Regions from separate parts of the Homo sapiens genome. Here region 2 is linked to region 1. The links are chromatin contacts, found by Hi-C or POLR2A ChIA-PET in ENCODE. All regions are on one chromosome and are shown on one strand. The core of a region is the stretch at or near the end of the contact, and the rest is flanking DNA. Distances in the headings are between cores, read along the strand shown. Region 1 holds the start of MAB21L3 (mab-21 like 3). Region 2 has its middle 41 kb from the start of MAB21L3.

Region 1 (3,223 bases), core at 503-3,002:
CTAGACCATCTAGAAGAAATTAAGTTCTTAACTGATGTGTACTAAAAATATAATAATATTTAAAAACCTAGTACTTTCACAGTCTTTAAAAAGCTTTGTTTTAATTTCATTAGCTCTTTTTCCATTACCCCATGAAGCTCCTATTATTATTCCCATTTTACAGAGAAGAAGGCCAAGGCTCAGGCAGGTTAAGTGACTCACAACCACACGAGTGTCAGTGGCAGAGCTGGAGTTCCCCCTCATTCCCCAGATTCCTACTCTCCATTCTATATTCTATACTCAGCATGTCTCTGGGTACCAGACCCTCAAAGAGAAGTAAGGCTGATATATGTTAAGCCCCCAAACATTGTTATAGGTGACAGTCTGTTTTCTGAGGAGCATTTTATGTGTCTTTAGAAAGAGCCTGAGATCCTTTCTGGACGAAGGTTTGTTTGGAAGTAGTGTGAATGGGGAGGGGGTTCATGGGAGAGACCGGGTCTGTCCTTACCTTATTCAGTAGGCAATCTTCTAAGTCTCCCACAGTAAGGTATTTCATGGCTTCTTGGTCAGTCCTCAGTAGAACAGCAACTTCCTGGTTTTTTTTTTTTTCTCAATGGAGTGCAACACTTGTGAGTAGATAGCACTCCCAGTAATGTGAGTCTCTGGGTACTAAGTTTTTCTGGAAGTGTGTAATGGACCAGAGACTTGCCTTCCGAACCCTTCACTCATGTTTTTATTTCCAAATTGTGAAAATCCATCTGTCATCTTTTGGGAAATTAAAAAAAAAAGAATTTAAAAAGAAGAGTTGATAAAATTGAATTTGAGTCCAACCTAATCATACCTTAGTTAGCTACATTGACTGGTGCTTTCACCAGAGAGCAATTTTCCAAATTGTATTTCCCACCCAAGTACTTAAAAGTTCCATCCAAGTCAGAAATACCCTGTAGTTGGCTTCTCCCCACCTTTTATGCTCCTGTCCCAACACTAGATGCACCGTGGAACTCAGTATCTTATATCTCCTGGTCCTTATCCTGTTGACAGTAAACACCCCTTGCTCTCCAAGCCAGAAAATCCCACGGATTGATTTACCTTCTTTACAATAAACAAATAGGAAACTGCCCAACAACCAGCCTGACACCCATCATTATGCCCGCAAACAAGTGATCAGGTCTTGTCAGCCAGCGCAGAGCACAACGGTTGGCATTTAGAAAAGCATGCACACACGTACACACAGGCACACACATATACACAGGCACACACGTACACACAGGCACACACATATACACAGGCACACACACGTACACAGAGTGCACACGGGCACACACCCACAGGAATGGCTGGTCAGGAATCCTTCTGCTCACCTGCTGACCTTTAAACGTAATTTCCCTCTTCCAACTTGAAAGCTGGCAGTAAAAATAAAGTCAGTGTAAACAGGTCCCTTTAGAGTCGAGGGAACACTCACGTCTGGTTTTGCCAGCAAAACTTATGTTGGAAAACAGCTCAGGCAGTAAATTCCCAGTTGGGCTGGCTGGGGCTAGTTTTACTACAGAAAAAAAAAAAAAATTTCACAATGGTCTGATCTCCTTGAAGCTGGTAAACATCACGGAGTCTGCTATCAGATAATCTAAAGAAATTACAGCCCTTCTGGGAGCACTACTTACTTTTAAACAATGTTCCAAAGGCAAGTGTTTCCAAGCCCACCTGTAAGTGCTGCCCACAAAGGCCACTGCACTATTTGGGGCCTCAGCGTTTGCATATCTTCCCATACTCTGCCCCAAGCAAAAGCCGCATCAGAGCTCCCTAGCTGCTCTGTGCCCCACCCACGTCATTACCTCCAGCTTTCAGTCCAACTTCTACAGAACTCCTGCCAATGCACAGCCTGATATAAATATTGTAAAGCTACATCCTCTCCAATGACCCTCTGATAGCACCCCTCAAAACAGCCTTGATTTTCCATTTGTTTCTATATGTAATTCTAAATCTCCTTCTTTTGATATCAAGTGCTCCCAAATTTTTCAGAATCTTATTCCCTGGGCTTTTCTTATCATAGTAGTGCCAAACTATTTGTTTTTCACAGACAGCAAGAGCCTCTTTCTCTGAACTTGCAATTTAGAATTCTCTCTCCACCTCATTTTCAACATTACGAAAGTCCCACTGTTTCTCTCATGTGCTCATTTTTGTTGTTACTTCTGCTTTCACTGTAATCATTAACTTGTGAGTCCCTTTCCTCCGGTGGGGTCTTTCCTAATGTTCGAGGGTTACCCCAGACACCTGTCATCAGATGCACAAACTTTCATTATTTTTGCACCTGTGGCTGCCCTATCTTGATTGCTCCAGTACCGCAGCTGATCAAAATGTTATAACTGGAATATTCTCTTGCCCTACGATCCAGCGACAATTGCCGGCTGTGAGCAGGGAAAGCAACCAACAGGGCCAACTGAGCAATCAGGAAACGAAGAAATAATCATGTGCTCAGGGAAGCTACACAGTCCGATTTTACCAGGATGTCATATCCAGGGAATAGGTGTGTTGTGGGGGCACAACCCAATTCCCTACTCCATGATTTAGCTCCTTATGGGCAAATGCTCTGAAATACAGGGCAGTCCCACAAATAGACTCTCTGACAGCTCCTGTCTGACAGTTTGATGAAGACAAGCTTTTTTTAGATGTAGATATCTGGGTAATTGGATATAGGATTCGCAAAAGGATTGAATTACAGTAAGCCTAAGGCACTTGTATGCTAGGCCACTGAGGAAATTCAAAGTTAGCTCAGGTTCTCTTCCTTCCTCAGAAAATAAATATTCTCCTTTCTCATGACTCACACCAAATGCAAGTACGGAAATGTAAACCTGCTTTGGCTCAGTTTCCATTGTGAAGACTAAGAACTTATTACAAGTCAGGTTAACAAGGCATGCAAAACCCTACGCTGCCAATCTGAGAAGTCCCGGGGAGATAATGCTAGCCCTGGTTTACCAGCAGAAGTGTTTGTTACTGATTTACTTAGTGTCTGAGATTTTAATTCCAAGAAGGAGGAAGGTTAGCTTGATCAAAATCAACCTTAAATATACAAATTTGTTAAAGTTTGCAGGATTACAAACTCTGACTTTTTTTTTTTTTTTGAGACGGAGTCTCGCTCTGTCGCCCAGGCTGGAGTGCAGTGGCGCAATCTCGGCTCACTGCAAGCTCCGCCTCCCAGGTTCATGCCATTCTCCTGCCTCAGCCTCGCCAGTAGCTAGGACTACAG
Region 2 (3,223 bases), core at 283-2,782, 41 kb before region 1:
GTTTTTGTCTCCTGGGGTCTCCTGTATATAGTACTCCATGAAGGCCACAGCTTTGGAAGATTAATTTGTTTTCAGTCTTCAATTTATAGCCTCTCACTGAGAAAATGTTTCTAAACTCCTGGGAGATGGAGGGCAAGAAGAAAACCAAGCCTTTTACTAGACCCTAAATTATTTTCTTCTTCACCTAAAGGATATGTGTCCAATTACAAACTACAAGACTTTAAAAAAAAAAAGCAAACAAAACCCCAACTACATAGCAAAGGTCATCTGGCCTGCAGAGTGAATGATTAACTTTTGTGAAAGTGATTTTTAGGATTTTTTAGAGCGTTCAAAGGTACAACTGGAAAATGTTAGCCCAGGGGCAATTGTAAGAACACCTTTCTCTACCATCTGTCACACTACGAGCTCCACCCATTCCACCATCAGGGAAGGACCTTGACCCACATCCATGTTGAGGAATGTCCTCTATGTCAAGGTCAGGGAACAGCACCCACAGAGGGTGCCTCTGGGTCCCTCTCTGCTCAACTCCCTCTCTCTTGGTTCCTGCGAGGCTCATAGGGTTGCAGGGCCCAGCAGAAGGACTGAGTCTTCCTCCTGGACTTCTGGTCCTGGTAGGCTGTGCCTTCATGTCTCTCCTGTCACCTGCACTGTAAGGAACTCATTATGACAAACGCATAAAGAATATGGCTCTGTCCACTCCAGCCCATGACCTTGGGCAAGTTCTTTTTTCTCTGTGAGCCTCCAAGTGTTCATTGGCAAAATGGGTTTATGCTGCCTACCTACTCCAAAGGAGTGCCGAGGGGATTAAATGAGATAAAGCACAAAGCCCCTAAAATATGTGCCAGGCACATAGGCAGTATCTGCAAATCTTGGTGTCCCATCCTTTCCTTTCCTGGAGCATTCTGACCCACCCACCCTCTTTATGACCTTCCTACCATGACGCCTGGCCTGGGGGTGATGGAGCGCTTAACTCCCTCCCCTCCCTTCCCTTCCCTTTCCTTTCCTTTCCCCGTGGGCATTAGTCTAAGGAAAAGGAGTCCATAAGAGCACAGCATCTTTCTTCTGTCTTCCACAGCCCCTCTAATCTTGCAGGGAAGGAGGCTGAGTGCCCTGCAGCAGCACAGATATGTCCGGATGAGCCAGTATCTATACTGGGGTAACTGTCCACCCCCCACCCCGATCCCCAGTGCTAGGCAATAAAAGAGGCCCACTGAAAAGAGGACCCAGGGAGCTGGGCGGAGCCTGTGGATCAGAGCCCCCTCGCTGGGCACTGGGTGGGCTGAGGGTTACCCCCAGGCTGCAGAGCGCGTGTGGGGGCCGCCGTCAGCTAGTCTTCCGCCTCCCGAGGGCCAGCGTGGGCGGAGGCGGCGGGGCTGCGGCTCTCGGGAACCGCAGTGTCCCAGTCTGCTCTCTGCCTTCAGCGGGAGGAATTTCCCCAGCCCTTCACGGCTCGGGGCCGCGAGGAGCCGCGGGCGCCCCCTGCCGCTTCCGAGCCGCGGCGCGCAAGGCGGCCTCCCCGTAGACCGTAGTCCCTGTGAGTCTTCCCCTCCAGCCTCAGCCCTGCGCGAGTCGGGGCGTCCGCTCCCCTCTCTCTTGCTCCTCGCTGCTCCTTCAAGAGCCCGCGTCCTGGTCACAGACAGCACAAGTCACATATGGCGGTCCCTGGACAGAGAGAGTCAATGGCAGGGAGCCTTCTTGATGCCCCTCACATCTCACTGTGGGGCAAAGAACATCCTGGAAAGAGGCAGGAGAGAGGAGGAGAGAAGGGCCAGGGCCTCCATGGAGGGGCTGTGACAGCAGGAGAGGATGGGAGCCCAGGCTCTGCTTCCTTTGTACCCCCGGCCACCAAAGGACCCAGACTGTGCCTGTCCCTACACCGGTGCAGCCTTCCTTGCTCACCCGGTCCCTCAGACCTAAACCACACTTTGGGGTACTCTGTGGTAAGCACCCCAGTGTGTTGAGTGCTCAACCTAATATCCCTCTATCCATCCTATAGAGGGAGGTTACATTTTGCATTAGAAGCAAGAATCCTGCTTAGGTGGTGAAGGTGGTTTTTTCATTTGCCGTAACATTCTCTCTCACAGAGAGCACTGCTCACTCCGGCCTTTGTATTCTGAGCATTCGTAGGTCGGTCCTCACAGGAGATTCATAGGTTACAAAGTCTGAGAACATAATATATATGCTCACGAAAGAAAGTTACATCGCCAAAAATAAAGCTGGTTGAATGAGAGGAAATGAATGGTCTAGACTCAGAGACAAAGAGAACCAAGACCAGTACTGTTTGTCTCCGTGCTTGGCAGGAAGGGAGGGTGAAAGCCTGAACTCTTTTCTGATGTGCTTTGTTTAAATGCAGTGTGTGTGTGTGTGTGTGTGTGTGTGTGTGTGTGTGTGTGTGTGTGTGTGTTGTTCAGTCTACATGTTGCACGTTGGAACCCAGTTAAGCTAGGCATGTCCAGCAAACACCTGCTACAAAGTATCCACCAGTGCCCACAGTTGTCAGTGGCTGCTGTGATGAGCTGCCAGGCTGGCCCCTCTGCAGCATGAGTGTGCATTCTCAAGCTCTGCTGCATCAAGCTGTGTTCTGCATAGTGAGGACAGCCAGGCCCTTCTGGGAAAACAGGCTTCTGGAGCCAGAGGCAATTTTTCTTTCTCTAAAACTAAAGATGTGGGATTCTTCAGACTCTCAAAATGTTACTTTGTAGAGGAAAGAGCCTGGCCTGAGAATTAGAAGACCCGGGTTCAAATCCAAGCCCTGCCACAAAGCAGATACATATTATGGAGCAAAATCATGTATTCATCCATTCCTTCATGCAATTATCTATTTAACAACTATTCATTGAGCTCTTACCCACTGAGCATTGTTCCAAGTGCCGGAGATATAATACAACAGTGAATAAGACAAGCCCTCTCCCGGCATAGAGTTTATATTTATTCTAATAGGAGAACCAGCAAACCACTATGGGGAGAGTGAAGTATGGTGCAGGGCAAGAGTGCTGGGGGCTAGCTGTGTTAGGCTGTTCGGGGAGGGTTGGGACATGTCAGCATGGAGCATGGGATTTCTGAGCAAAGGGGGAAACAGGTACTGAGGCCCTGGGCAGGATGGAGCTTGGGTGTCTGAAGCAAAGCAAGGAAGCCAGTGTGGTATGGTTGGAACAGTGTGAAGGAGCGTGGTAGTTGGCGAGGAAAGAGAGAATGGCCCAAGTCAGATCACATAATCCTTGTG

The links. A loop is a pair of places that touch in the nucleus more often than their neighbours do. ChIA-PET counts read pairs that join two places held with the same protein, here RNA polymerase II (POLR2A). Pooled maps may share reads with other maps.
Region 2: a loop to region 1 is called in a pooled map, with 2.0 times the contacts of the local background. The contact joins the enhancer-like site here to the promoter of MAB21L3 in region 1. A Hi-C loop is called at or near these places in 4 of 50 pooled maps. POLR2A ChIA-PET finds 5 or more read pairs at or near these places in 3 of 52 experiments (HepG2, activated T-cell and endothelial cell of umbilical vein).

What each region holds. Positions count from the first base shown.
Region 1 is chr1:116,109,928-116,113,150 of GRCh38, reverse strand. It overlaps MAB21L3 (mab-21 like 3), which reads right to left and starts at 1,752. Exons shown (of 8, transcript NM_152367.3): 1 at 1,641-1,752; 2 at 1,341-1,522; 3 at 488-744. The coding sequence starts at 535.
Region 2 is chr1:116,150,445-116,153,667 of GRCh38, reverse strand. No RefSeq gene overlaps it. Among named protein-coding and RNA genes, the nearest start is that of MAB21L3, 41 kb to the right of the region's middle. RefSeq lists a silencer at 1,162-1,581. Within about 2 kb of position 1,532, at least 20 of the 41 ENCODE cell types and tissues checked have a DNase peak (open chromatin) inside an H3K27ac peak, as active enhancers do; they include endothelial cell of umbilical vein, where a contact is called at or near this core.